Linked DNA regions of Mus musculus: regions 2, 3, 4, 5 and 6 are each linked to region 1. A link is a loop called in an ENCODE intact Hi-C map of the cell type or tissue named here. Cell type or tissue: left cerebral cortex. All regions are shown on one strand. Region 1 holds the start of 4922502B01Rik (RIKEN cDNA 4922502B01 gene). Region 2 has its middle 43 kb from the start of Gm35145. Region 3 has its middle 130 kb from the start of Gm39242. Region 4 holds the start of Zfhx3 (zinc finger homeobox 3). Region 5 has its middle 120 kb from the start of Gm39242. Region 6 overlaps Gm39246 (a long non-coding RNA gene).

The links. Peaks named below come from ENCODE experiments on the same cell type or tissue, not always from the same donor. Only the 100,000 strongest peaks of a DNase experiment are listed, where the experiment ranks them.
Region 2: it touches region 1 in a loop (10-fold over the local background); 6 of 42 quality-filtered maps call a loop at or near these places.
Region 3: a loop joins it to region 1, with 4 times the contacts of the local background. A loop is called at or near these places in 2 of 42 quality-filtered maps.
Region 4: it touches region 1 in a loop (2.2-fold over the local background); 5 of 42 quality-filtered maps call a loop at or near these places.
Region 5: it touches region 1 in a loop (26-fold over the local background); 2 of 42 quality-filtered maps call a loop at or near these places.
Region 6: it touches region 1 in a loop (8-fold over the local background); 2 of 42 quality-filtered maps call a loop at or near these places.

Annotation. Positions count from the first base shown.
Region 1 is chr8:109,245,187-109,250,186 of GRCm38, forward strand. It overlaps D030068K23Rik (RIKEN cDNA D030068K23 gene), which reads left to right. Exons shown (of 10, transcript NR_126329.1): 9 at 4,671-4,737. It overlaps 4922502B01Rik (RIKEN cDNA 4922502B01 gene), which reads right to left and starts at 4,559. Exons shown (of 5, transcript NR_151498.1): 1 at 3,574-4,559. In left cerebral cortex, a CTCF peak has its summit at 2,815; DNase peaks (open chromatin) are centred at 2,876, 3,312, 4,232 and 4,706; H3K4me3 peaks cover 2,430 bases; H3K27ac peaks cover 1,563 bases.
Region 2 is chr8:109,415,509-109,420,508 of GRCm38, forward strand. It overlaps a transcript of Pmfbp1 not described here. Among named protein-coding and RNA genes, the nearest start is that of Gm35145, 43 kb to the right of the region's middle. In left cerebral cortex, CTCF peaks have their summits at 1,939 and 2,743; DNase peaks (open chromatin) are centred at 252, 1,054, 1,921, 2,714 and 1 more place; H3K4me3 peaks cover 203 bases; H3K27ac peaks cover 3,388 bases.
Region 3 is chr8:107,959,645-107,964,644 of GRCm38, forward strand. No RefSeq gene overlaps it. Among named protein-coding and RNA genes, the nearest start is that of Gm39242, 130 kb to the left of the region's middle. In left cerebral cortex, no CTCF peak of the experiment used is centred here; no DNase peak of the experiment used is centred here.
Region 4 is chr8:108,712,044-108,717,043 of GRCm38, forward strand. Zfhx3 (zinc finger homeobox 3) reads left to right here and starts at 2,601. Exons shown (of 10, transcript NM_007496.2): 1 at 2,601-3,287. In left cerebral cortex, a CTCF peak has its summit at 2,703; DNase peaks (open chromatin) are centred at 1,970, 2,687, 3,267 and 4,882; H3K4me3 peaks cover 1,498 bases; H3K27ac peaks cover 937 bases.
Region 5 is chr8:107,953,237-107,958,236 of GRCm38, forward strand. No RefSeq gene overlaps it. Among named protein-coding and RNA genes, the nearest start is that of Gm39242, 120 kb to the left of the region's middle. In left cerebral cortex, a CTCF peak has its summit at 2,834 (motif pointing right); a DNase peak (open chromatin) is centred at 2,838.
Region 6 is chr8:109,465,703-109,470,702 of GRCm38, forward strand. Gm39246 (a long non-coding RNA gene) reads right to left here. Exons shown (of 2, transcript XR_879182.3): 2 at 2,158-2,449. It also overlaps a transcript of Pmfbp1 not described here. Among named protein-coding and RNA genes, the nearest start is that of Gm35145, 7.0 kb to the left of the region's middle. In left cerebral cortex, a CTCF peak has its summit at 2,032; DNase peaks (open chromatin) are centred at 233, 1,219 and 1,993; H3K27ac peaks cover 36 bases.

The DNA of each region.
Region 1 (5,000 bases):
CAGAATATACTGGAGAAGGAATTCTCACCAACCCATTTTACGAAGCCAGCAGTACCCTGGTAACAGTACCAAAATCATTACAAGAAAAATCATATACTAATATCTCTCATTCGCATTGATTTACAAATCCTTAACGAAATGCTAACAAGTCATGCATCATACTATGTAAAGGATAAGTACATCGTAGCAAAGTGACATTTGTCCTAGGATTGCAGGGCTCGTTTAACAGTGAAAATCAATCATCATAATTTGCTGTGCTAACAGCTTTATTTAAGCTCTTACTTGTTTCAGTGGAAGCAAGATCATTTCACAAAGCTTAGCAATCACTCGTGATTTAAAAAGGGAAAAAAAAAAACAACACTCTTGGTGACGAGGAACACAAGGAAACCCAACGTAGAGCATGTGTCTTAGTGGCGAGAAATGAAAGCCTACAGTAAGTCATCAAACAAGCAATGGTGTCCCCTAACACCGGAAACAAAGCAAGCGTTCTCGCCCCCCCCACACACACACCCATTCAGTTTCTGCAGAGTTGAGCTGCATGGCCTCATTCATGAGGTAAGCTAAATGAGAAAGAACGAATGTGTGTGATTGCTGGGAATGAAGATAACAGCCGTGCAGAGATGGATGGATTGTGTTTACAGAAAATTATAAGGAATCTGTAAAAACTATAATTTGCATTTTTAAAAGTATGCTAATATATTAAAATCTGAGCAAGCTATTACCATCTGGGAAGCTGAACAGGAAGTCAGTAGCAGTCATTACAGATTTGTGAATAAGGTTTATGAAGAGTCTGGGGGTGAAAGAGACTATCCCTTTATGAATTATTTAGGTATGGATAACTGAACATAGTTAATGTCCTTACTATTTTGAGTAGAACTTCTTTTTTTAAGACTGACTTGGTCAGCGCCTTATCAGTGGGATCAAATGTTGACCATGTCTCAGTCCTGTGCCCTTCTCACAAACTAGGGTAGAACTCTTATCAGACCACAGATGTCACCAACATGACTGGCATATATATTCATTTGAGAGGAGTAAAGTAAATACCACATAAATGATCTGCAGTCGGAAGTCAGACTGAAGCTCATACCCACGTATGCCAGGGCAGCATTTACTCTATGTGCCTAGTTAATCTTTCTCACGATACCTTGTATAGCTAAGAAGTAAACATTTCCCTTTTCTTTTAACTCTCTCAAATACTAAACGATACACCAAAATAGCAACAATAGCAATAACAAAATTTACCATGTATTTAAGATGTGTTATTTACAGACTCTGCACCAAGTCCTTTACGTGCATTATTTCCAAATTTAACACCCACAATTCTGGCAATGGAGAAATAAGAGGTTAGAGGCTAGAATAATTAAGATTAAATAGAAATTTTCCAAAGAGCCTTAATTCTCCATTCTTTGTACTTTGCTATACTGTAACAACACTTACATGCCATGATAGCTGAAGAGTGTGTGTGTGTGTGTGTGTGTGTGTGTGTGTGTGTGTGTGTGTGTGTGTGTGTGTGTGATGGAAATTATGGAGATTGTAGGTGAAAAATCACAATTTATAACATAATTACAATTGGACCTGTTCTAGGCCAGCCTTAAGTAGAAAAGTTGTGCAGATATACAGATCAAATTTAGACTTTGTTCAGATAATTTAAACAAAAGATATAAATTTAACCCGTTTATCAAAGTACTTTGGACTATCCACCTGGCCAAGAAAATCAACAAAATCTTCCATCTAACTTCTTGCTTCACCCTCTGCTACCCCTTTGAAACCTGAGAAGTGGTACAAATATGTTACTAGCTCTGAATCCACCCAACAGACTCAGTCGCTGTCTGCCTACCTCTGTCTATCGTAAACATGCACTGAATGGAGACTCCTAATGCCAGCACTCCGAAATGTCAGAGAAGCCCAGAAGACATCATTACCCTGAGAACCAACCAGCACCGCAATTATCAGGCCTCCTTAAGCAGCGGATGATGCCGTCTGCTCTTTAGCAACGCACTCTTCGATAGCACCAAGATATTCCTTCTTCCACAAATACCTGGACCAGGAGGCAATCTACTGCATCCCAAAGGAGTAGCTGTGCTTTTGGCTTCTGGGCTGAAGACCACTGAGGGGGTAGGGGGGTAGGCACCGAGCCGCTGCTGCTGTTGCCGCTTTCCTCTGCCTCAGACCTACAAGGGCCCGCTCAGTGTTCATCTTGGTGAACCCTGATGGCTCTCTGGATCTGGAGCCCACACCTGGGACCAGTGGAGCAAAGATGGCTTCTGACAGCTTCCTGTGCTACCAAAAGCCTCGCAGTGGCTGAGTAGCCTCCTCTTCGTGGGTTCTCTCTTCTCCCCTCCCTTCCACATCCAAGCCCTTGTTTAGTCCCAGGTTCCATTAGAAATGCTATTTGGGCAGCAAATTTCACAGATTGGATCCATCTCAATGCTCTCATGCAAAGAAGGCACATCTGTCTGACTCTTCGTTTAAACTAAGGGGAAAAAAAAAATCAAAATACCAAAATGCCGTAGCCGCTCAGAGCTGTCTCCTAATGAACCTGTTTGTCCCATGAGCTGTAGTGAGGCGCTTGTCCTCGGTAAGAATTCTTTGTGCATATTAATATTATGCATGTTTTCCATGTGACTCCTCACTTGCCCTCACCCCATCCTTTGAATTCATTTAAATAAAAATAATTTATGTGGACATTCCTTCAGTCAGGATTTTCTCTTTCTCTTTCTTAAAGACATCCATAACACTCAGTTGATGCTTTGCATCCAAACCAAGTCGTTATGCCTTTGCATGTCATTAGAGCTTTATAAAGAACAACAGCGACATCTGCATGTGCCGAGGTGCCAGGAGATAGGAGAAAAAAAATACCGAAAACAAAACTCCACACTAGCTTGGAGGCTCTTTCTCCCCAGCAGCGCCTGCCACCACTGTGGATAGGAGTAATTGTACAGTGTAATCACATCATGTCTCATCTGAATATTCATAGCAGAGACAAAGCTTTGGAGGATAAGGGAGGAGTGGAGATAATTTAAATATAAGCCAGTGTCTCATTTCCAAATCAAGTTGTGCAGTTATGCCGTGCACCAGGATTCAATATTAAACCAACACCGTTTCACAGTTCGAAAATAGGACACGAAGAAGACGGAAGGGGCATGGTAAAGAAAGAGCGGTATTACATTCTCCTTCTTGGCTACGGACAAAACAAAAATGGACGGCAACAGAATAAAAAATCGTTAAAGTGATATTTGAAGAGTCACCAACAGTGGCTAACCAGCTGCTGGTTTACCAAGAATGAAATAGCCTATTGAGGGAACTTTAAAAGCCCTCAATTAATATGTTGAGCATGTATAAGATCCACAAAGAACTCACTGTATTTCCCACTTCCCCCCAGACATCCCCAGTACTCACAACTCCCCGAACCACCACCTTTCTTTTCTGTCAGGTGTGGGGTGGGGGAAAGATCAGAGCTACACAATAACTGGTTAACCTCTTCAAAACTGCGACAGCACCGGTCTTCACAATTAAAGGACAAAAACAAACACAAATAAAAAGGGTGACTTCATTAATGAGGGGATAAATTACCAATGACTTCTTCACTCTCTTTAGCTTATTACCCCCCAAACAAAACAAATATAATCCACATGTTAAAATCTCTTGTCTTCTTTCTTTGTTTTTGGTATGACGTTCTTTATTATGATTTTTTTTAAGTGTTGGTATTTGTAGAAGCTCCTGCCACTGTGTTCCCCAAAGAGCTACTAGTCTCAGCCCACTGGAGTTTATATTCCTTTAATTGTCTAGTGCAGGGACATTGCTGCCGATCTTAAAAATATACCGCTCTGCAGGAATTAGAGGAATCCAAGGTTGTATCCAACTTCAAAGGTTTCCAAGTCATAATGATTTTAGAAAGGCAGAAGACACATCATGGAAGGAACAAGCCCCCGTTTGAAGATAAGCATCATAGGGAATCTCTTTTTCCTTCCCTGTCTTCCCAACTTTGTGCTCCTCTCGGCTCTGGGTGCCCCCTCGCTAACGTAGTTTAATGATATGCAAATGAAATATGCATAAAACCATCCTACTGTATGATGATTAAACACTGGAGACATTAACAGCGGAGGCTTTACTCTGTATAATAATCCTTCCCGACCATCCACTTCGATTGCGGAGTTATGGAAACCCATAGCAGTTGGCAGAGAGAGGGGAAAGAGAGAAGGAAGAAGAGATGCAGGGGCACATCTCCCACTCGGTGCTTCTCCCACTCCCAAGGAGCTCCCCCAACCTTTGTACTGCACTAGTGCTGTCTTTTGTAATCCATCCATGCAGTCGCACCAGAGCGATTAACGGGGGGAAAAAACCTCTTTTCTCTTAATGTTTCAAAGCTCATTAGCCAAACGATTATTCCTCATTAACAGCGAAAGCTTATTCATTAAAAGGAAGGATATGCCCAAAAGATGCCAGCGCAGTTAATCCTGAGTCCCGTAACTGGACTGTAAATCCCAAACTACTTGTATATTCCATGCGAAAGGGGCACGCGCCAATCCACAATTAAAAGAAAAAAAAAAAAAGAAAAAGAACAAAAATGAAAACAGTTTGTGTGTTTTGTAAAATCCACAAGAGCAGCAATTAATATTCCCATTGAATTGACTTTAATTTTTGTGTGTGTGTCTCCCTTTTGTTTCCAGCGCCTGCCCCTGGCTCAGCGCCCGGTGCCAACAGAACACCTTCAGGATTCACAGCAACGCAGAAACCGTGAGTACCAGCCGCTTCCCTCAGACCCTTTTGCAGGATGTCTTTTTTTTTTTTTTTTTTCCTTAAGCACCTAAAACATAGAGACAAGGCTCTTTTCCCTTCTGCTCCTCAGCATCATGCCACCAGGGTTTGCCTGGTAGCCCCTTCCAAATCTCTCTGCCTTCAAGTTTGTACTTGTGTGTGTGGCATCCCTCCTCCTCCTCCTCCTCCTCCTCCTCCTCCTCCTCCTCCACTCCCATAGTGGATCTTGTAAAGGGGCTTCA
Region 2 (5,000 bases), 170 kb after region 1:
GCTGTTTGTTAATGAGTGGGAGGTAACCTTTAGGGCTCATTAACATTCCGCTGATGGAAAACTCCAGCGCACAGGTCTCTCTCCCCCCACTCACTTACACAGAAATCTATCTCTGTTAGGCGTGCTGGTGTGTGGAGATTGGTCTGGGCCCTCCCCCTTAGCCCTCCCCTTTAATCTCTTGGTCAGGTTTAGGCAGAGATCTTTAAACTATATAGATTTCTCTTTCACCATGCTCAAGGAGTGTGTTGTGAATCCAAAGAAACATACTGGGCGTCTGAGTATGTGCTGGGTTCTGCTGAGTCTGTCTCCTTCCATCCATAAAGCAATGTACTCACTGATGCTCGACGTAATAAATGGGGTGGGGGTGGTCATGGAGGTGCTCTGTACCTGAAGGCAGAAATAAGAATGGGGAGGGGGGAGGATACAAGAAGTAGCAAGCCCCCGTGTACCAACCACACCTAGAAAATCACAACGAGTTGTTTTCACGAATCCATTTGCGAGACGGCAGTGAACAGGAAGCCATTCTTATCACTAGATCCCTGTGTGGTGTGACAGCAGCTGGTTCCCCTGCCCTGCCAGCAAATAAGACCTCCAAATCCTCCCAGAGCGCGGCAGGTAGCATCCGTGTGCGGCAGAGCATTTAAATTCACTCGGCACTCCTCTGTAAAAGGCCACCATTGACCGGTACATGGCACTGCCAACCAACATCACCTAAACAGATGGAATAACTGCCAATGGAATTTGTGTTTTAATCACATTAATGTATTTGGCAGGGAGATCCACCTAAGTACACATTTCAAAGTCTGCCTTTGATCTGAGCCCCTTTGGGGCATTTTCCATGACTGATAAACTCCTCCTCTGAGTTCATAGACAAATGATGGAAATTGTGGGTTTTTTTTGGTTTTTTTTTTTTTTTTTTTTAAGAAAGGGAGAAGGAAGCCAGACACCCACGTCCCATCTGGCCTCTCCGTCTCTTGGGGGATGAGAAGCTCCGAGATTCAGGACATCTCACTCTCCTCTCACCTGCCTGGGCAGCTCCCTAAGAAGGGCTCCCTGAAAAGGACACTACTGCCCACCCAGTCCCTTCTCCCCCTTGAACACAGAGACACACATACATGCTTGATACAGAATCCACGGTCTCTGCGAGGCTCCTTCTGCTATTTTACAGACGCCTGTTTGGATGCTTGTGGAAAGCCTGCTGCCAACAGCTTCCCTCAGCATCTGCCCCTCTAGCCCATCACACATGTCTTGCTTAGCTTTCTAATATACCGTGATGGAAATCAGAAGCTGCGCTTTGAATGAAAACGCTCTAATTGTGCGATCATTCCTTCTAACTGTTCCACCGTGAGTCAGGCTCAGTACAGACACACAGACAAAACCAAGCCCTGTTGAACTTGGCAGTTTCCGCTCTTCCGGAGACGCAAAGGGCAGAAGGTCATAAGCAAAGTGTGATGGCTACTGAGGGGAAAAGCTGCTACATACAGATTCCCCGCTCAGACGCAGCTCCACCTTGCCTGCTCTTGAAATGGATCATCAGCTACGTCCCTTCCCCACTTAGGATAAAGAGATCTGAGGAGGTTTTTAATTCTCAGATGAATTTTCTTGTTTGTTTGTTTGGTGGATTTTCCCCCCTTCTTTCTCCTCCACAGAACACAACTAGCAAATGATTGGATCTTTGACAGAACAAAGGTATTTTTGATGGCTCTGTAATCTAGTGCGCTAATGTTCCCAGTCCCCTCATTGTCTTGCTGTCTGATCCTATCCCTTCTGCCAGACAGTCACTGCGGGATGAGTCACTTTTAATGTCTGATAATCAAGGTGAATTTTCAAAAAGCTGCCATTTTGGAATTATGCACTATATCCCAGTGTCAGGGACTAGAAAAGAAAGTGAAGGGATAAGGAAGGCTAAGATAGACACCTACTGTATGTTTGGAGAACTGCAGGACCCAGCCAACGTGGTACCAGATAAGATGTGTCTGGAGGGTCCAAGTCGATCAAGGCATACATGATGAGACAGAGACTATGTTAATTATAAATTAAAAATAACTTCTATGATAATGAAGATTATATGCACAGGAGAAAACGTCTTAGTTAAAACAGACTAGAAGGATAGAATTAAAACGCAGCCATTTGGGGCCATGGATTCTGTACCTACTGAATATATTGTGGTCTATTAAATAACCTAATACAAACTTAACATTTGAAAAAGAATAGAAGGGAATTGTAGTAGTCTCCGTGGAAGCTGTATTGTCTGCTGTCCTTACTTAAAGCGCTATCTGCTAAGAACATTACCTAGCTGATGAACACAGCCTCTCTCCAACCACGGAGATGAGATATTTCTAGAATCATTTAAAGAAATACCCACCCTACTCCCCAACAACAACAACAACAAACAAACAAACAAACAAAAAACCCACCAAGCCCAGTGAACTAGCCAGAGGGATGCTAAAAACCCAAGGCAAACAAAGGGTATCAGACACTCTTTCCGGGTTTTGGCTCTTCAAGTATAGGGTGGTCATTGTCTCCTCTGAGGTAATTAACTAGAGCCACGGCTCCAAATTGTAGACCTTGTTTTTCATTGTGGGCGTTGTGCTAAGTGGTGGGGTGGCTGAAGGAAGGCGATCTGAGCATAGCCCGCGAGTTCCGTTTATTATCTGGAGACGTGAGCACTATAAATAGAGCCAGGCTGTTTTGACTAGGGAAATGCTGTCCTCCTCACAGCCAGGGGATGCTGGGGAGCAGACGCTGAAGCTTCAAAGCTTTGTCCTGCTTTAGAAAAGCGTGAGGTTTTTCATGGCTGTTTCAGTGGCTGGTCGGAGAGTCTGCAGGCGCTTTATCTGTCCTGGGGGAAGGAAGAAATGGCATTTCAGAGGATGCTATTTTATACCTGTGATGGATGCTTACATGTGTTCTCCAACAGAGGCATCTAAATACCCTGGCATCCTCTGTGTACAAGTTGTATTTACAGATTATTACACTTATATTATCTACAGTGGTTACCACTAATCCTCTGTGTGTGTGTGTGTGTGTGTGTGTGTGTGTGTGTGTGTGTGTGTGTGTGTTGGGGGGGTAACAGAGAGACACACATATAAGCGCACACACATATGAGCACACATATGCTATAATCCCATAAAATGGCTATAAAATAGGCACATGAAGAAAATTTGTCGTTGCTGCATGGCTGTTATAGTGCACATAAAAGAAGATTTAAAAGCCAGAGAGTATTTGAGCTGTAAGCAAGTCCTTAGAGGTCATTTGGTACAGTCCTAATTGTAGTAAGATGGCAGAAAAGTGACTTGTCCTGTGACACTCAGTCAGAGGTCAGCAGGTGCCAGGCTAATGCCGAGGTCCTTTCTCTCAGCTCGGCACACATTTCTGTTGCCACGCACCCTCGGCAGCGTGGCTAGTCATGATTCCAGCAAAGACACCCGGAGGAAGAAAGAAAAACCCCCAGAGAGTCGCACATTTATAATCTTGAAATACAGGAATGAAATGAAACATAGTATGAATTAAAATTTTTTAAAAAAGCAAGATGGGAAAGAACATACATGTATCTGACAGACAGAACCTTCTCTACCTCAGCCAGCATTTGATACGAAGGCAGAATTGTCCTTATCTTACTAACAGAGACATTTGGAGCTGGCAAAGAAAGTGGGTGCTTCTGGCACAAATGATAGAGCTTTCTTCTTCTCCATATGTGCTTTCAGCGAGAATGTCAGACTCTCTAGGCCCCAGACTACCAGACACAGCAGACACCAGGAAGAAAACAGGACTTCCTTTTACTTCTAGACTAAATCCTTAGCAGGTGTAGATAGCCTTGCTCTCTGTTCAAAGTCTGCCTGCTGTAATCTGGTAGGTGTTTTTTGCCTCTGTAATTTGCATTTCTCTTTTGCTGTGTTCTGACTCCCGTGGGGGTAAAAATCTGCCTCCCCCCCCCAAAAGATTTCCTTTGTGCTTAGCTTCCTGGTGCCCAAAAACCCTTGTCAGGTCAAGTTCATCTCCTGTTTTAATATTAAACATGGGAATTTCCTTTACAAGCACTAAAGAGAGCAGGAGGTTGTCAGAGGTGCCGGGTGGTAACCATGGTGAAGTAGACATCACTGTGAACCAGAGCAGGGCCTCCCCGCAGCTCTGTGCTCTCTTCTAGGCTCTCTTCTAGAAGAATAAAAACAAAGGCACACACTAACAACTAAAAAGAAAAGAAAAACGGAAATCATGACTGTGTCTTAGCAGGGTAAACGATCCTTAGGAGACAAAGGAAGGGATCTCAATACTACACATTAGGCAAGACATTTATTTGTTTTTAATTATTATAATTGTGGGAAATGTGCATGTGGCAGTCAGGTGACACACTTATGGTGATGATTCTCTTTGTCCCCCATCTCTGTTGGTTCTGGGGATCCGATATATATCCACTTGTTCGGGGATCCAATACATGTCAGCTTGCGGAGCAAGCACCTAACCTGCCGAGTTATCTCCACGGCTCCACTGTAAGAGATTTTAACAAGATGATGGGTAGAGATGCTGTGATTGGTAGACAATGAAAATGTTACCACGGAACAAATGTTGGCTCTTTCGGCTCACGAATTTTGGCTCCTTCAAGTCCAACGAAACAAATGGCCTTTCAAATTCTTTCAAACATTGCGGAATATATGCGTAGCTGGTGGTGTTAACCCGGAAATATGTGGCCTTGTTCCCTCCCCCTCCCCCCTCCCCCCCTCTCCCCCTCCCCCACTTAGAGAGCCTTTGGGGTGTTGTTGGGACTTCCATTTCAGTGGTTCTGCTAGAAAGAGTGGTTCTCAACCTCAGCCCTAAGAACACTCGTGGAGAGCAGAGAAGGAAAGAGGTACCCAGTGCTTTATCCTACATTCGGCGCTACCTACGGGCTCCACCCAGCACGCACGAGTGCTATGTCCCTCAGAGAGTTTTCACAGTTAGAGGTATCTCCTACCGTTGCCAAGTGTCCCCTGGGGAAAATCACTTCTGGTTAAAACAGCCAA
Region 3 (5,000 bases), 1.3 Mb before region 1:
AATATAAATCTTTTAATAAAAAAATAATATTTTTATATGCCGGGCTTTGTAATGAATGGTGTAAACAGAATATACTTTAATGCTTTTACGCTTTATAAGATTTATAACAATAATCAGTGAAACCTTGTAAGTGTGTTTGCCCCTTACGTGCCTGGAAGCCATTGGATCTTGCGGTTAATTGTATAAATTCTATACACTATGGGAAATCACCATGTATCATTTATATTCAGCATGTATTATGTGTATAAATATTAAAATATATTAGCTCAAAATGGCTGATTATTCCTCAAACATTTTTGTGATAAATCTTATCTTTTTTATGGGGTGGGTGGGTAGGGGGAGGAAAGTAAATATTTCATGTTACTTGGAAATATTCTTTAAGCAACCTAGATTTATTATTAACTCTTTAAATATTTATAACTGCCTTAAAATATTTGGGGACTTAGCTCACTTGATAGGCGTATACCCGGGAAGAGGGTACAGTTGTGTTTGTTTGCGGTGTCTTCAGGCAGTTCTTCAGTACAATGTAACCATTGTCATCCACTACTGCCCTTAATGTGTGTGAAGCAGGCATTTGTGAGTCTGTTCAGTTACACGCAAGCAAGCAGTGTTTCGGATCAAGATAGGAATCTTATATTATTTGTACATTTGGGGATGTTTTGAAAACTCCGCCAGTATAACCCTCATCATTAAAACAAAACAAAACAACCCCTTTGAATCTATTCTAGACAGTCAAGCAGCGAGCAGCAATGCGAATTTTTGCATGTGAATATGCCATTTTATGTGCGGCATGTCCTTCAGATATTTTTAAAATGCGGGTTGTTTATATTCACACGTAAACACATAAGTCAAATATACGGAGGTCTGACATAATAGCAAATGTAAAAAATTAGAGTGGTGCATATTTATTGAGACCGATGGAGACGCACAATGAATAAACAAACACGGGGTTGAGCTGTTTTACAAATGCATTTGGCAACTGCCCGTAGCAGTCACTGTGTACATTCTGAGGGGAGGAAACGTCAGAAGAGTCTTGTAAACACATGCAGCTGGAAAGAATAAAATAAAAAATGATGACTAGCGTTGACAGGCAGACTCGGGCTGTATGATATACTTTGTTCATTTGATTCTTAGAACTCAGTCGGGGGTTAAATTGGAATCCAGACATCAAAGAATTCTTCCACCAGACCCAAATTTTGCCCGCATAATTTTTTTTCTTACAGTTGTCATAATTTTAGCTAATTTCACAGTGCAATAAATTTTTACTGTTTGAAGTCTTCCTCCCCCCCTCCGTCTTAAATATGCACACAGTATGTATATATCTCCTGTGAACTCCCCACACACTTGAACCTGATTGCATACACGTATAAAAACGATAGACAAGCCCATGTGTTCTTTGCACACGTGCCCGCTCACATGCAGAAGAGATGGTGAGAGCAGCCATCGAGTTCTGTCGGCTGACCCTAATCCTGACGCACTGAAGGCAAAAGGCAAACTGTTTTCAGTAGCTGTACCTTTGTTTCTTCTTTTTGCTTCCCCCCACCCTCTCTCTCTCCCTTCCTTCTGGCTGTTGTTGTGTCTGAAAATGTTGGCAGTGTTGGGTGCTGGGTATGTGGAGGCTTTGCAGATTTCTGTATGATTTTTATCTGAAGGTCAGGGCTGAGGAAATTCACCGGGACGAGATGTTTGCCGTTTGCCATTTAGCCTTACTTGCCTTATCAGATGGTCTCCTCACGTGAGCCACAATCAGAGGGCTCCTCTAAGGAGGGTGAAAATACGCATTATCTATCGTACTCATACGCCGTCTCCCTCACCCCCTTCACAGCCAGGGCCCTATTTCTATGACTATTTAACTTCCAACATTCCTTGGGTTCATTGACTTTTGACTATAATCCCATTTACCATTTGCATTTCTTGAATAAAAATGTTAAAGGTAAATGCAATTCTCCCCTCCCCCCCACCACCACACACACTGTAAAAAATAAGAATCTTGACAAATCACACGACTGCGGTCACGTGACATTTCTGAGCCACTGGCGTGTGCTCCTTCAGCTTGGATTTATCTTAAAATTGCCATTATAGAAAAAAAAAGACAAACAAAACACACACACACACACACACACACACACACACACACACACACAGAGAGAGAGAGACAGAGAGACAGAGAGGGTTTTCTTTCTCATGTATTTAAAAACCTTTCTTCTTCTTCTTCTTTTTTTTTTTTCTCATGACTTGGATGTTTCCCAGTGAGGTGTAGGCCTGGCTAATTTGGTCACCACCACCACCATCATTACTACCACCGTAGCTGACAGACACTGTGGCTAGTTAAGTCTCTGTGGCTCCCATCCTATGAAATTAACGTTGTCTGTGGTAACCCCAGATGGAGAATTGGTTTCACGCTAGGAATGCTGGGAACTTCATTTCTTAAAGATAACTGCCCAACTTCTGTCATTCCACGCACTGATTCAAATCGTGCACGTTAACCAAGGAGAGTGTACTTCCTGCCTCCCTGCCTCTGAAAGGATTCTCTTCTATCTCCCATGTGCTTAGCTGAAGGACAGGAAGGAGCCATTTTGGATGGAGACTGGAAGCCATTAAGAACAAGTGTTAGACACGGTTTCTGGGAACCAGGGAGAGGGTACTTACTGGCTCTTAGGATTATTGGGTAGCTAACCGTAGCTCTCATCCTACCTACGTAGTTAGACATTTGCAGTAAAAATGAGCCGTGGGAGTCGCAATGCTGTCTGGCTCAGGTGCTTTGAAGCTGTGAGCTACCTCTCGACCTGAGTATTGATTTGGCAGGGCTAGCCTAGGCACATCTCACCATGAGACCCCCTGCTGCCAAAGGTTTCCAATGAGCACTTGGACAGTCATGTGCTTTGCTACGCGGTCCCTCTCTGAAGATAAACATTTGCTTCCCATCTTGTCATCTCTTTCTGGTTATTATTTGGCCATTCATTTATTTCACCATCACCGAGTTATGGTAAACAATGACTTGGATGCCTTAAAGCAACAAGGATCTGTGGTCCTGTGGCTATTTAGGGCAAAGCCATAAGCACGCACACACATACACACACATACATACATATGCACATGCACGCACACACACACACACACACACACACACACACACACATACTCTCTCTTTTTTATTGTCCTCCTAGGGAGCAGAATTTGAACTTAATATTCCATGAAATAAGCCATTGTAATCACGTTGGGTTAATAGAAGAAGTAAAATTGCCTTTCCTCTCACCAGACAGAGCAAGGCTGTGTTATTAAAGGTTTCTTGTGGACAAGCGGTTTAAAATATATCCTGGGTGGCTGATGCAAGTCCTTTTCAGTGTGCATGACAGCTTTTCAGACCTTAATAGGCTGCTCATTCCTGGTGCCCGAGATCCTAGCATTTCTTCTTTCTTAGGCAGGCTATGGCATGATGGCTCAAATCTGGCATAACAGGGACACGTGCCGAGCTGACTCCGCTAACGAGTGGCTTTCTGTGCATTCGTGCCAAGAAGGTAAACCATCAGGACTTAAAACACTACCCATGTTGAAGACTCATCCCTATCCCTCTGTTGGATGACCGTCTTGAAATCCCCACTCGCCAATAAATACAGAGCAGTGTTGGAAGATCGGCAAGGATGGATGGCAAGCTCCTTCAGATGGCCAGCCAAAGGGATTTCTTTTTCTCAGATGGAGAAAAGAAGGACAATGGGTTGTAGTTGGTCTTATGGGAAACTAAATATGGATTTTAAGGAGAAAGCAGTGAAATGTTATTGTGTAGGGCTAAGGGTAACAAGCCGACTCCCCATCTTCATCAGAACCGCTCTGACGTAAACACAAGAGAGCCTTACCGTGAGACTGCTGATGTTCTCTCATGGACGGGCCTGTGTGAGAGGGTCACTGGACCCTTATCCGATTTCAATCACTCCTTCCTGTGTCTCTTAGCTAACTGTATAGAATTCTGCCCTAATTGCAAATAACCTGGTGGTCTGGCAAGGTACTGGAATATCTAGGTTGGGCAAGTAGTGGAGAGACAGTTGTTTGTCTACCCAGGGAAAGGGTCCCTGGAACAAATATTTACGTGTCAGTGTTTTTGTTTTTCACACAAGAACTGCTGCCTGAAATCTCGGCTTCATGTCCAAATCTATCGAAGACAGGGGAGGGCAGCTACTGTGGCTACCAACACCTAGGAGAACATTTAACACATCAAGAGTCTAGAGTTGACATTGAAGTTTATTTGAATCGAGGGCTGTGTCTCAGAATGCGTTTTCTCCTAAGTTTATGAGCAAAGCAAAGAGAAGGGAATTGGCTGTGAATGCCTTTTCAAATGCTGCTTTCTAAGTCAGGCCTTGTCTAAGAGATACAGGGAGAATTATGGGTACTTCTCTGAGGATTCCCCTGCAATTTAGGAATAAGAGCTGTTTTGAAGCTTGGGGTAGATTCGTGTGAATGTAGTTTCGCCTGTTCTCTCTTCCTGCACTTGTTCCGGTTTCTTTTTCCATGTAACACGTCTTCCCCTCACGTGACCCAGCAGATGCGTGGCCTGTTCTACTTGGAGCGATGCTTCCTGGCTCCAAGGATTGGCTGGAGGCAGTGCTTTGTTGCCGGCACTGCCTTCAGCCTCAGAGTTGACAGGGAATGTCTAACTCACCTGGCTTGTCCAATGCCCGGCAGTCTAGATTCCCTCCGGGTCCCTGAGTTCTTGGAAATGGTAGTGTAGCAGCGAATCTCAATTGTGTACAAACCGGTTGTCAGAGATCCTACTTTTATCCCTAAATATGATGTACAGACAAATTTATACGGGGAGGTAGAAAAGAGAATTTAACCTTCCTATAAACACTCAATATTACAAAGTAGCTCAAGAGCACCTTCTAGACAATAAGGGGGCCTGAATGAACTATCCCACGCCCACTTTGAGGCGGGACTATGAAAGAAAACACAGGAGTTGATTGGTTGAAGTAAATGTTTACTGAATATTGGCTTTGTTGGAGGTAGAG
Region 4 (5,000 bases), 530 kb before region 1:
AGCACTGGGGGTGGGGGTGGGGGAGCGAGTCTGGGGGTGGGGAAGCAGGTTTGGCTGGGTTGGAGAGGTGTCATTTATCAGCCAGCTAAGCGTTCAAGCGTTCGTGGGCAGACCTCTGGCTCGGAGAATGGGTAAGGGGAGGAGAAGAGAAGGGGCTAGCATTCCCTGGTTTATTTTTAAATATTTATCCTTTGGCTGTCAGTGAGGCTTTCTAGCCGAGCGAGCGAGCGAGCGAGTGAGGGAGCTGAGGCCAGGGAAGGAAAGGGCGGTGAGAAACCCGTGAAGGGGCCTGCCTTTTCTGGCGGTGGCTCTATTTTGTCCTTGCGTCCTGGGTGCTGCCCCAGAATATCAGGCTGTCAGTGCTGGGCAGGCCTGGGTTTAACATCAGACAGCTGCCCTGTCCTGAGTCTGGGGACAGAATTGGCAACGTGGATTTCGGAGAAATTGACGGTTTCATTATGTGAGCGTGGGCCTTGTGAATTCCCTCTTGTTTTGGTTGGATGGAAATGAGTTACCCCCGAGGCAGGAGCACCCCAGCTTTTTTTTTTTTTCACAGTCCATCCTGTTCACGACGGTCTCCAGGCTGTAGGTTACCTGCCTGTGGCTCTCCAAGTTAAATTTTTGTCTAAACAAAGACAGGCTTGAGTAGGCCTCGTCATGCATGTAGTTATTGCAGGGTTGAGATAAAGAAAGGGGATCAGGGTCATTCTTTTTTCTGCTTGTCAGGCTTCTGAGGTGTAGAAGGCCTGACCCAGGGCCTGGGACAGAGGCAGGATCAAGGCAGAGGCCCTCTACTGCCACCCCCTCCTCAGGATCTCTCATTACTTTAGATCCTGTCTTGTGGGGTGTTTTTTTTTCCCTTTCTAGCTTTCATTTTGTCAAAATGTGTATCCCATGCCCCCACCTATACTCACCTCCTTACAAGATTCTGAGGCTGTCCCGTGAATAAAACTCATGAGGAAGCTGCAAAATTCAGTTTTCCAGGAGTGGAAAGCAGTTTCCTGTTGGCTTTGCATCTTCAGCCTGTAGCTTCCAGGTGAGGGCTGAGGGTCTGGAATCTCTGTTTTCCCAAAGAGATTTCTGGAGGGGGGGGTCATCTTCTGAGAGGAGATTCTCCCCCCCCCCACCTTGCCTATCTCCTCGTCTTTATGCATTATTCATTGCCACTTTTTCAATTAAATTATTAATTGGTTTTCTTTAAGGTGTTCCTGACTCGTGTGGCTAACATAAATAACAGTGTGTTTTGAAAACACCACCTGTTCTTGAGCCCGAGGTCAGGCAGCCTGAAGCAGGTCTATGGAGGCCATACTCTGGCTCAAAAACCCATCCTCCCCCAACCCCCCCAGACCTGCTCTCCCCCTTCCCCAAGTTTGACTAAATTTGGCCTCTGCCCTCCTTTGTCCCTAATCAGACATGATTCCCCAGAGGCAGCTCTTTTCTCCCAAGGTCCTAGCTTGGGGTGGGGGAAGGGAGACGGCGATTGCAATCTTTTTTTTTTTTCTTGTGCTAAAATATAGACAGGGTAACAGACTGCGCCCAACAGGTTAGGTATTTACATCGATTTGAAACCGAATTCTATTGTACCAAAATGCTTCCTACATTGGGGCCCTGTAGTTTTCACCAAGCAAGCCTCCCCCTTTCCTCCCTGTTAGTGTGTGTTTAATGCAAATACGATTCCATACATTCTGCTCTTCGCCGGGTGAGCTTATTATATTTCTAACACTTGCATGGTTCATTATTGTGCAGTAGGAAAAGACTCGCGGCTGCCGGGGGCAGCCTGGGTGGCTGGTTTTCAGAAAGAGAAAAAGCAGGTGTCTTTCTATGCTGGGAATGAAGACTAGATTTAGGAGGAGGGTGGAATTCTGTCTGAGAGGACTGGAGCCTTCCGGTGAGATTTCAAGGGGGCCTGCCTTTGCATAACAGAACGCCAAAGGTGAACCTTGGGAGACCTAGAAGTGCCCAGCTGTCGCTGTGACCAGCCGAGGTAGCCCCGTTGGGTTTGATCCTGGTGGTAGAATCGTCTTGAGCCGGGCCACCTTTCTTGCCCTGTCTGAAATGCTCTGTGGCTCCTAAGGGCAGTCTCCTGATCCTGACAGCGGGTGGTTCCAGGCTGCTTGGCCTTTTCTAGTCGTTTCTTGCTCTCCTCTTCTCCCCCTCTCCTTAGAAACTGTCCTTAAACTCTCAATGGAGAGTGAGTGAGTAGGGGATGTTTTCGTAAGTTTCTGCAGCTGAAAAACAGAAGTGCTCTGTGAAGCAGTTAATAGGATGGGTGTGTGTTTCAAATAAATTCCTGTCCACATTGGCTAAAGTCCCCATGTTAGAGTGGCCTGGCTCTGACGTGGACAGGGCCCAGAGACTGATGGATCAGGGTTCGGAGGCCCCGACTGCTTGTTCTTCTCTTTTGGGGGAGAGACTGGGGGTGGCCGAAGGCGCGTCCGTTTCTTCCAGGCCGGCCTTTGACTTTTGATGAGCGGTGCGGTCAGTGCCTCGCGGGGACGCGGCTTTGTTCCTGCCGGGCCGGTTCCTGGGTTGGTGCAGGCCAGGGCAGCCAAGGCTCCTGTCCCCAGGCGAGTGCGGCCCAGGCCGCCTCCAAGGCTGGTGCTGGGAGCCCGGGCCCGGCAGCTCCGGCCCTGCTCCTGTGTGTTTGTGCGTCTATGTCCCCAGGTCCCCGCAGGCGCGCGGGCGCGGCCACCGCGAGCAGCCCGGCCTGCGCCCAGCGCGACTGTAGATGTCAGGCTTTGCCCGGGGAGCCGAGAGGCTGCGGGGCTGTGAGTTTCAAATTAACCTTCCGCTTTGTTGCTGTGTAATGTGGATCCCCGAAGGCCCCCCGCCCCGCCCGCCCCCCTTCCTCGGGCGGTGCGCGCTGCAAACTGCGAGTTGAGCTTCATTTACATAAAGCGATTCCGGGCGGGCGGGCGGGCGAGCGGGCGGCGCAGGAGGAGGAGAGAGGCGGGCAGGCCGGGACGGGGACCGGGACGCAGCGCCGCGCCCCGTGGGTGAATCCCCGCCGCGCCTGGGGGACCTCCCTCCCCGGGGCAGCCCGCAGATCGCCAGCCCCGGGCCGCCACCATGCGCGCCCCGCCCCTGCCGCCAGGCCCCTCGCTCCTAGCCTGCGCCACCGCCGAGCCCGGGGGGCAGCGGGAGGTGGGGAGAATGCCGCCTGGGGTGGGTAAGTTCGGGGCTCCGCTGCCACTGGAATCTCCCGTTGTCGCGCTGCCCGGCGTGGTGGCCCCCGGACCTCCGAGTGCCTCCTTCCTCCTGAGGTGTACGGAGGCTTTGTGTGCCAGGTGAGTGCAGCCTCCCTCCCCCGCCGCGCCGCTCGCAGCCGGCCTAGCGCTGGAGGCAGGTGCTGCGAGTGAGTCTTGGCTGAACTTCCCATTCTCTTGGGGCGTGTGGGGGAAGGGCAGGCTTGGATGCACTTGAACTCCTAGACTCCAGGAGGAACCTACCTGGGGAGAGAGTGGCTTAGAGTCTGCTGGGCACCAGAGTACGTTCTTCCTCCTATCTCCTCTTGCTTTTCCTTCCCGACCTCCTCCTCCTCCTCCTCCTCCTGCTTTTGGGTTAGTTCCTACCTTGTTAATACTTGGGGGTACTGGTGCCATTGAGAACTTTGGATTCTTTGGTCTAAAACACACCTTCAGCTGCCGGGGGGGGGGGCGGTTATGAAGGAAAGAGAGAGAGAGAGTGAGAGTGTGTTAGAAGTCGCTGGTCAGTTTGCAGCAATGTGAAGAATGTGCCTGTTTGGGGAGTAATTAAAGAGAGAATCAGGGCAGAGCTGGCGGGACCTATGGAGATCATCTTGGCCTGGCTGCTCTCTAATTTCGGTTTGTTCTTCTGCCAGAACCGGTACAGCATTTATTTTGGGGGGCGGGAAGTACGAAGGAAAGGTAAGATTTTTTTTTTAAACTCCATTTAAAGAGGAGAGATATCCAAGTTAGGGTAGCAACAAGAAAAATAACAACAAAAAAACCAAAAACAAAACCAAAACAAAATCCAACTCAAAGTCATTTTGTAGGCTTAGAGAGAAACAAGCTTTCTGGATAACAGCCTTTTCTGTCCTGTGCGTACCTATGTAATGATGATGGTGATGGGAAATCTTACCCTCAGGGGAGAGCCCACAGCCCACATGGCACACTCAAAGGGAGTTTCAGCAGCCAGCCTTAGTGGTGGTACCCAGTGTGCTAAACTGGTTTAAAGGTGACCGGAGAGCAGGTGAGTCCAGGAGGGCACCCCACCCCCCACCCTCCACCCCTTGCATTTTCTCATTTATCAGCCTCTGAAGACTCTCTTGGAGCCACTGATATATAAACCCCAGAGCATATAGGCTTCCCATCTGGAAGGCAGGGAAGGCCAGGGCCTGCTTGGTGTACGGCATCAAGACACAGCAAGGAAACCAGACTTAAGCCTGGGAGAGAGATGGTGAGGAAGTTACACGTCATCTTCATCTCACTTCATTTCGTGCTTTGAGATCTTTGGTGACGAGTCACTAAGTAAATAAGAGTCTAATTTGAAGCTCACCCATAGCTGGGGGTAACTGTTTCTTTGCCATCAGGCAGCAGGTGCCCAGTTTGTAGAGTTGGCCCCTAGAGTCCCCTCATTCCTAAATTCAGGAGGTGTCAAACCTTCATGTTCTTTTAATGGCTGTGGTTTCTGGATAGGTTTCAAGGGAAACCCTAAAAATCACGAGTTCCAGTGGGCTGGGCTGGAGTGCTGTGGCCCAGACTGCATTAAATAGGAAAGCATAGACCTTCGGAGGTAACCTGATCGAGAGAGAGAGGGAGGGAGAGAGAGAGAGAGAGAGAGAGAGGGAGAGAGAGAGAGAGACTGCAGTAGGGAGTTGGAAGCCTGGTTCTTGTTATCACAACATCCACTGGCAGCCTGGGATTCTAAATCCAGACGTGGAACACAGGGAACAGAGGTGGGCTGAGAGGAGTCTGGAGACAGATGCTCAGTCATAGAAAGATTCTGAAATGAGTGTGTGTGTGTGTGTGTGTGGGGGG
Region 5 (5,000 bases), 1.3 Mb before region 1:
TGTGTGTGCGTGCATGTGTGTGTGTGTGTGTGCATGTGTGTGTGTGCATGTGTGTGTGCATGTATGTGTGTGTGCGTGTATGTGTGTGTGCATGTGTGCATGTGCATGTGTGTGTGTGTGCATGTGTGTGTAAGAATAATCTTTTGCAGAAAGCTTCCTGGGTCCATGTACACTGCTTTAGCGATCGAGCTTCATTTAAGAAACTCATTACAGCACCTTAGAGAGAGACTTCTCTGTGTGTCCCCACCAATGGAACTCTTTTTCCAGGGCCTTGTCTTCTCTGCACTGTGGCCCCCATCCACTGTGTGAATGAAATGTGAAAATAGTTGGGGAGTTTCTCTGAGCTAGCAGCGACCGCACAAGCTGAGTTTTCTTTTAAAAAAAAAATACGGAGACAGTTCATGTATAGAGTCACTGTGAATGAGGGCGTATGTGTGGTCCAGTTCTTTCAAAGAAACACTCCACAAAGCCACCAGCCTTATAGAAGGTGGCACCAGGGACTGTTTTTTTTTTTGTTTTTTTTTTTTTTTGAGTGAATATATTTTGCATCTATTCAGTTTGTTCTAATTCTCACACATCATTCTCCTGTTCCAAGAAAATGCAGGATTTTAGAGTACTGAAGAAAAATGTCAGTTGTACAGTTTATATTCTCAGCCTCGTTGGTGTGTCACACAGAAATGTTGCTAAACAGGGCACCTGACACAGCAGCTCAACTGTCCAGGTTGAATCCCACAGAAGGATTCCAACCCTGTGGACAACTTCCCTAGCAAACCTGGGAGATTTTCTGGTAGATATGGCAAGGCAGTGGAAGCAGCCATGCGCATCTGGTGGGCCACACTAGTTGTGCGCAGCATCCGGTGGGAGAGACAGAAGGCAGATACAGCTCACTCGGAAACCGTACCTGCAAGGACCCGGTTAGAGACATTTCAGATTAATACAGATTCATACTCTTCTGCACCGGATCGTGACGTCTCTAAATTTCAGTAGCTCACCTCATATGGCTTGTTTGACTTTTTTTTTCGTGCTAGGGCTGTAGGCTATTGCACTTCCACTGATCCATATCCCCAGCTTCCTAGCCTTCCTGAATGTATAGCCCATGGCCCTCCCATGTTTTCCAATTCTTTATCTTACAGCCTGATACTGTATTTGAAATTATAAACAAAATTGTTAATAGCATTCCCAATTTAGGAAATTAAAATTTCATTATTTCCTGGTTCTTTTTCCTGTTATATACTATATATAACAGGGTTTTTCTATTTTACGGGGAAAAGAGGGCCCATATTTAAACATTACTTATTTTTTCACTTTATATTTTTGCCTTTATATAGAAAAAAATAATTAAAAACAAAACAAACCAAAATAGTCCTGACTTTCTTCCATCTCTTACCTCCTCTCTAATCTGTTCCCTGAGCCTGCAGACCTTGTCATGATGGCATATTTGACCCCTGCTTTGAGAACATGTCTAACAGCTCCCACCCATGAAGTGGCCTTCCCCTTTTCCTCCACCATGAGAACTGTCCAGAGAGGCCTTTGGGAAGGCCAGGATCTCCAACTGGCCCCACAGTTAAAAGAATTTACGTGATGCAGGTTTCTGGATTCAGATTTACACTGATTCTACCCTAGTCTTCTGCCGTTTTTTTTTTTTTTTTTTTAAGTGACTTTCCATGCATTGCTATGATTCAGAGTCAGCTATAGTTCCTCTAAATGGTATTCTGTAGTAGTGTTACCAACAGGGAGGGGGTGACTCTGCCGTTTCTACCCCTCCCCAGCCGATGTGCAATGTCTGGAGAGATTAACTGGTCATTACACCATGTGTATGGGGTGGTAGTGGGGCTAGTGACATCTTTTGAGTGGAAAGTAGGGGTCCTGTTTGTCATCCTATACTGCACAGGCTGACCCTCCATGATAAAGAATTCTTGACCCTAACAGCAAGTTGGGTATCCCTGCTGTTTCTTATGTTTGTACCCGCAGTTGCAAAATGTTGCAGAGACTTTTGGGTATACACCGAGTTTATTTTAATTATTTTCCCCCAAGCGGTTGTGAAGATGTAGCTTCGTTTTGTTGGAGGTGTAGCAGAGTTGTCTAGCCCCTTAGCTTTTCTTCCCCTTAGCGTTAACGGCTTTGTATGCAGAATCTGAGATGGTGGTCTCCTAAACATCCTTCCTGTTCCATGATTCTCATGAAAATCATGTCTCGAGGAGGATGAAATGAAAGGGAAGAGTGCGGCCGAGCAGAGGGTGTGCATGCAGACACGGGAGAGGAACTCCTGGAACCTGGGCAGATGCCTGTGTTTTATGAGGCACCACGGAAGTCTCATCCCACACAGCTAAAGACCACTCAGAGACTGGATGCTGACAGGACCAAGGCTCTCTGTCTTGGCTGTTCTTCATCCCAGCTCCACCATGATGGATGGTCGGCTTCCCTATTGTGATTTCACAGAGGAAAAAAAACCCAAACAACCCCAAAATTTTGCAGAGTAGGTTGTAGCACAAACAGCTTGTGAAATTCACAAGCTAGAGATGGTAGGAATGGACCCTAAGGTCCCTTGCTTCCCTGGTGGTTCTAGTTTCTGGGTGTTGTTTGTTATGGAGGGAACTGAAGACAGCAGAACTTGGTAGAAAATTAAAAACAAAACAAAACCAAACCGCTGGGAGGAGGCTTGCCTCAGAGAAAGAACATAGTGGTTTATAATGGGGACTGATGTTCCAAATGATAGGCACATACATATGTGTATGATACATGCAAAGATTTCCTACCCTTTACAACAGAGAAAGTGCAAGACTGCCTGTCTCTCCAGTCTGTAAGCCTTTTAAGCTAGCTTTGCTCTTGGCAATGAGGCCGAGCTTCACTTTCCCAGTAGATGGCATTGTAGTCTGTTCAGTGAAGGGCTTCCCTTAGCCAATAGTGCTGCATATATATATATATATATGTGTGTGTGTGTGTGTGTGTGTGTGTGTGTGTGTGTGTGTGATATATGTATATGTATGTGTATATATATATATATATATATATATATATATACCCCCTCCCGAGTTTCTTCTTCGCTAACATCTACCTCTACCTCTCCCTTGCATTAAATACTAGCTTGAGGTTATAAATAAGAATCTTGTTTTTGCTAGTTACTTGTAACTCTCAAAAGATTTGATTTAGGGAAGGTGGGGAAAGGTGGCAATAGATAATTTAATGTCACTATAGCAAATGAAAAAAAAATGGGCTAGATCTGGGAGTGTGGGACATGGATAAAATATGCAAGCAAGGAAAGTTTTCAGATGGCACTGTTTCAGAATGAGAGCTGCCTTTCATCTTCTGCAGCCCACCTTTTTGGCACTAAGCTGCCGTTATCATCAAAGTAGTTTCGTGTGGGTGTGAAGGGAGACCTTGATGAAGTTTTATTCTGGAGCAGAGATTGTTTATCTGTGTGGCATTCATTTTAGGCTGACCCCTGGCACACTTGACATCTTTGTAAACTGATTAATTAAAAATCTCTTTAAATAATAATAATAGTAATAATAATAATAATAATAATAATAATAAATCATCTGGGACTCTGTGTCTATTACATATAGACCAAAAATTGATTAATGATTTTAGCTAATTGTAAAAGTCATCTTCATGACGTTCTTTCTTCTTTTAGACCAGTGAAATAACAGCAGTGGTTGTTTGAGCCAGCAGCTGTCCTTGTTGCATGGTGTTGAGGGAAGATGCCTATGGCTGCTTTCTTCCTCTTGCCAGATTATCATTTTGCATGCCGGTGGTAAGAAGCTCAGAAGAACAATCAGTACATGAAACTTGATTTTAACAAAAAAGAGAAATGATACGGAGAACAAATATACTTAAAAAAAACCTCACAATAAGACTTTCTGTAAATACCCTCTAAAATGAAAGAAGTTGAATTCTATGAACTGGTCTGAAACAGAGTTATATTTCTTTCTTTTTGCCTTGGTGAGCATTGGCAAGGAAAACACCTGGCTTATGTGCCTGTGTGTTTTAAGTGAATCTATAGTACCATAAAGTCCCCCCCCCCATGAGGCTTCCATCTTTTTCTTATAAAAATATTTTTCTAAAACTGTACATTTCTCTCCCCACAAGCCCCACCCCAAACCCTCTTTGCACTAAATATACACTATATTTCTCTGATAGTCATTTGCTAATAGTATTTGACTTCCATTTATCAATATCGTTTCTTTCCATTATTTTTAATCACAAGATTACGAGCTATGTATTTAGTTATTATTTAAGCTAAATGGTGTCTTTGGCTGTTAGCTGGAGAAGATAATGTCCCAATATCAGGATTAAGTTTGCATCTCTATCAACTGGCTTAAAAAAAAATACCCAACTTGATTCCTTTTGAATTAACCGAGTCTTATTTTATTTTATTTTTTCCCCCAGCATCACCGATCACCATAGTAACCACTAGCTGTCAGTTCAGCTTCTGACATTTTTCTCATTTGGTAAGATTTCAGAATTGCCATCCTCCCTGCCAACATGTCATGAACAAGAAAAAAAAATGCATGAAAAATCTAATGGGTGTCTGGTCTGATTGTCCTCATTCGAGGCAGGAAAGACAAAAACTGATGAATTGTGAAATGTATTCAGAGGGATTCAAGGAAGCGAGTGCGGGGACCCCTTCCCCCCACCTCGTTTCTTTTTGTTATGCTTGATGCCCTGTACATGCTTGCTCTGACACTCGGGTTTGTAGAAATTTAAGATTAACAATTTTTACACCCGCCCAGCTGATCTCTCTCCCTTACCTATTTTTTTTCCTCTTGAAAGTCATTAAAAATAAAGTTACCAAGGCTTATATTTAGTTTGATTTATTATATCATGTATATATATATATATATGCATACACACACACACACATATATATATGCATATATATATTTTAAGTTCAAATTGGCTTTCAATATTTAAGCTGCTGTGCCTGCAAATGAATGACAGTTTGGGAGCCAGATGTGGACCGTGAAGCCACTTGGTGGGTTTGTGTGTGTGTGTGTGTG
Region 6 (5,000 bases), 220 kb after region 1:
TGCAGGGATGGCTTGCTAACAAGGCCTCCTAGCTTTGTGTATGTTTTCCCCTTAGTCAGGCATATTAAATATGTTAATAAAAGATTCCCCAAAGCTTTCTCTATCAGAAGCTTCCAGGTGGCTGCAGTGACCCTGGGTGCCCAATTACCTGGTGAGGTCACCCCATGACTCACAGATGGAGCTCTCTCTCTCAATCTCTCTCTCTCTCTCTCTCTCTCTCTCTCAAAATCTCCACACTCTCTTTTTGCTCGTGGCTTCTGCTAAGCCTGGTTACAATCGCATGCAGCTCTGTGGCCAGAACCCATTATGTAAAGCAAGGCAGTGTCTCCTGCCCTTGCCTAGCTGTGAGAGCCATAGGCTACTACTAGTGTAAAATATGGATCGCTAGTGTGTCTCAGACCAGCAGAGTCAGAATCTCCAGGTGATTCTGCATCCTTAAAACCAACTAAATTTGGCAAGTGCTGCCCGTAGACCATCGAGCAGGCTAGTGATACTATGGCTGTCTGTGGGTATGTGTGTGCACGGACACATACCTACGCAAGTGTCCAGGTGTGCCAAAGAACAATGGCAGGCATCTCAGTTGGTCTCCAAACAGTTTTGGTTTTTTGGTTTTTTGGTTTTTGTTTTTGTTTTTGTTTTGAGATAGAATCTCTCTAGGAAACTGGAGCTCACCTATCTAGATAGACTGGCTGGGTAGCAGGCTCCCAGGACCATGCTGTCTGTCTCTGCCTCCCTGGTGTTGGAATTACAGACACATACCACCGTGCCTGATGTTTACAGAGATGCTGTGGAGTCAAGCATGGGCTTTCATACTTGCGCAGCAAATACTTTACTGATTGAGCCACTGCCCCAACCCAAAGCTTTCTTTAAAAAGGAATTATACTGACATCCTAATGTCTCCCTGTGAGATACTGAGCCAGAAGTCTTATGGGGAACTCCGACCTGCTATTCATGAAGAATAGGGGCAAGACAAACTAGAACAGTAGTTTTAAAGAATGTAAAGATTGGGCTAGTAGCTATAGAGATTCCTTAATGGAAGCATGAATGAATTTGGCCCGGCTAATACGAACACATTTTCTATACCACCAAGGAGTTATTTCCTGTATAAGAAAAGAAATTCTTCTTAAAGCACAGATCCATCAATGTGTCGATGCAGCTGCTCTAAGCAGAGTGTGTGCATGGATGGCTGTCACCGATGGGCATGAGGTGAAGTGTAAGGTTAAAGTTTTAGTCCCACTCAGCAGCTTTCCTATGAGGAATTGCAAGACAGGTGTTATGCTTGCAGATTGCTGACTGCAAGTGCAAAGTAAGGCGGCAGCATCAAAGATGCCAGCACTGAAGCCAGAAGCCTGGCCAGGGACCTTCCTGTTCTGTATTCAGCAGAGATGATGGGAAGCTCAGCAGATGAGCAGTCCAGGTACCCTGTGCTCTGTCTCCGTGTTCTCTTACACAAGCGATGCTTGAACATGCTTCTTCTTGGGGGAGTCTAGACAGAGCCTGCGGTGTCAATATCCCTTGTGTTGATCTTTCTCCCATATCCAGAAGCAAAGGGTAAAGATACTGTTGAACTTTCAATGTTCTGTCCATCCAGAAGTATGGGGTGAGTGATAAACACTTGCAGAGTCTGTTTCTGAGTCAATCCAAGGGTTTTCAAAAATTCTTTCTCCTGTGCTTTCTCCCCAGTCTTTCTCTTTCCTTCTGTCTGTCTGTCTGTCTGTATCTGTATCTGTCTGTCTGTCTGTCTGTCTGTCTGTCTCTCTCTCTCTCTCTCTCTCTCTCTCTCTCTCTCTCTCTCACACACACACACACACACACACACACACACATCCACGAGCTCTAAGGGAGAGGTGGAGACTGATTTAGTATGGTCTTCTAGAGGCCTGAATCCCCTTATCTGGAGATGAGTAGAATTCTGGAATGGAGTACAGACTTGACATCCATACCCAGCCAGAGAAAGGTAGAACCCCCCAGCCGCCGGCTCTGACCAAGCGTAGCCCCACTGCAGCCTTTCTGTGGGGCTGCAGCATCACCTAGTGATGCTCCGGTTTAAGTACAAGCTCTCTTCCTGGGAACTGTCCAATTTCATCAAACTGTAGTAAGATGAATTAGACACATTAATGAATGAGGGTAATGGTAAACATAATCCCAAACTGGAGGTGACCCCTAATTCCATTTTTATTTAGTCTGGAGTTGCCTACACAGCATTTGAGTTCTCCGTAAAGCAACGCGAACTCTCACACGGCCGAGTTTGTGCCAGGCAGGACAGACGGGACGGGGGAGGTAGAAGAGGGCTAACAAGGTTAAAGGGAGACTCAGCTCTATCAGCTCAGGTGCTTCAGGAAGCAGGATGCTGGAATGACATCTGAAGGGTGACATCTGAAGCAAGAGGCAGAGGTCCGAGGAATGGGACAGCGGGAAGAGCCTTCATTCTGTTACACGGGCCCAGCATCTGTAAAAGGAGAGGGGGGCGCTTCAACTGCAGCACATTACAACAGGGAAACATGGTACAGCGCTCTCCCACAGAGGCACCTTGTACTGCCAGAATGAGCCCTGGTACCACCGGTGTATGGACCCATCTTCCGCGGCAGCTCTGAAGATGCTCCCAGCCAGGGGGGGTCACTCTCAGCCGGAGGGGCGGGGCGGGGAGTTGTCAGCTAACTGCAGCTCTGTGGCAGGTGCTCTCCTCACACCTGGAGAGCATGCCTTCATGGCTGCTGCAGATGGTAGGGCAGCTGTCCTAAGGTCCCCAATGTCTATACGCTGTCAACAGGAAACCAGTGGGTTGATGCATCTAAACTTGCTCCCTCAGTCACAGACTAAGAGGAACTCAAGTTGTGATCTGTACTCCCTGGCATCACCCTCGGACAGGAGGCCTTGTGCCTTTCACTGGCCTGTTCCCAGCCCAGAAAACTAGGTTTAAGGTCAACAGTCTGGACCACTATTTCACTTAATGGTAGAGGATCCATTTGGGTGTAAGAGAGTCCATATCCTGCCCCAGGCATGAGCAATGATTTGCCTGGATCCCATGTCCCTCCTGCCTGAAAGCGATCTTTGATGCTGTTGACCAGGAGATGCGCTGTCCAGGTGAATGCCCTGATCTCTGTATTGGAAACATGAAGGAACTCGCACCAACTCTGGGGTTTTTAGAAATCCAATTTGGGCGGAATTAAGAAGCCCAGAAAGCACGCCAGGCAAGGGCACAAAGTTTTCTAGTCACAGTTAAGCCACAAAGCCCAGGATGTCTTGAATGAAAAATGCAAGGAGCGGCTTGACAAAGGATGCTGGAAAGATCTGAAGGTGGAAGAAAGCCCGCCACAGAAATAAAGGATGAGGGGGGGTGGGGAAGAGGGTAGAGTGAATGCAGGCTTTTCTAAGGCTCATCGAGGAAAGAAAGAAAGAAAAGAGCAGAAGAGGAAGCCAAATAAATGAGTTAATGCCACTAAGAAGGTTAGAGGCAAGGCCTGGACTGGGGAGGCGGAGCATTAGCCGGACTAATAAATAAAAGGGGGAGAGAAATTAATGGAGACTGAGTGGCAGAGAGACTGCACTGCTCTTTTAAATTAGTCTTTAACAAGAAAAAATAAAGGACAGGAGCATAGATAATTAGGAAGTAATGAAGACCTTTAAATATAGATGTTGAAACAAAACCAGGTAAGGGAATACTTAAAAACCCGGCACGATATGTAAAACAGCAGGCCAGACAATGCACGCTCCCCAGCCTTGAGGGAATCGCTTAATGAACTTGCAGAACTACCGGCCATTATTTTTCAAGGGCTCCAAGAGACCTCGGACTATAAAATGAAAATATTTGGCTAGCTTTTTACCAAATAAAAGAGAGGCCTTGGTAATTACTATACCTGACACCATATACTCTCTCCCACTCGGGGACATTAGAATGACACGCGGAATTAAAAATATTGAACCACCTGGCAGCATGGGGGGGGGGTAGCAGTTAGTGTGTGATGGTGAGAGGCTCTGTGCTCTTTGAGTACAACCAGGGGTGACACAGATGTTTGGCTTTGCATTCAACAGAAGGCTTTGGGGGTTTTGCGGTGTCTGTGTATAATTCTTTGTCTTTTTTTTTAAGGCTAATGTAAAATCAGTTCCCATCCCCAGAGAGCATAACAAAGGGTTAAAAAAAGTCTTCATAATAGCTATCAATCTATGATATTTTCCCCAAAGATAGAGGAATAATAGAATATAGGCAATGTCAAAACTCTTCAAGTGCTCTCTCTAACAACAGTGTTCTCATTAGCGCATATTAATTATGCAAATTAGCGGGTCTCACGGTGACATTTTCATGCACACGTGTAATACGTGTTTATCTTATCACCTGCTCACTATCCTCTCTAGCTTTTCACCCTGAATTAGTCCCCACCCTCTTCCTAAATTGTTCACTTCGCTTTGATGACTTGTTTAAAAATCTAGACCTGGCACATGCAAGAAAATGCTCAATATCTGTCTTTCCAGGTCTGGCTTATTTCCGTTAATGTGATAAACTCATCCCAACTTACTTCTGAAAGCATGATTTTATTCTCCTTTACAGCTGAATGGTACTCTAGAATACACACACACACACACACACACACACACACACACACACACATATATATATACATATATATATATATATATATATATATATATATATATATATACTATACATTGTCTTTATCAATTCATCCATCGATGGTTGCTCTGTCAGCTGACTAGCGTGAATCATGCTTCAGTAGCCATGAAGGAACAGGTATTGCTGGCTGGTTTGTCTGGGTGTACACCCAGAAGTGGTATATCCAATCTTTTTAACCTTAGCAAATAGGGTCTAACAAGTTATTCTTCATGTTATTAAACAAATCATCATCTAAAACTTGGCCGCTGCTTATAGATCTAAAGCATGAACATCCAGAAGTTATTTTATAAAACTCAGATGGTCCTAAAATAGGGTGGCCTGTGTCCGTACTATAGAATCGGCTTCCTCCACTCCTGTAGCACTCACACCC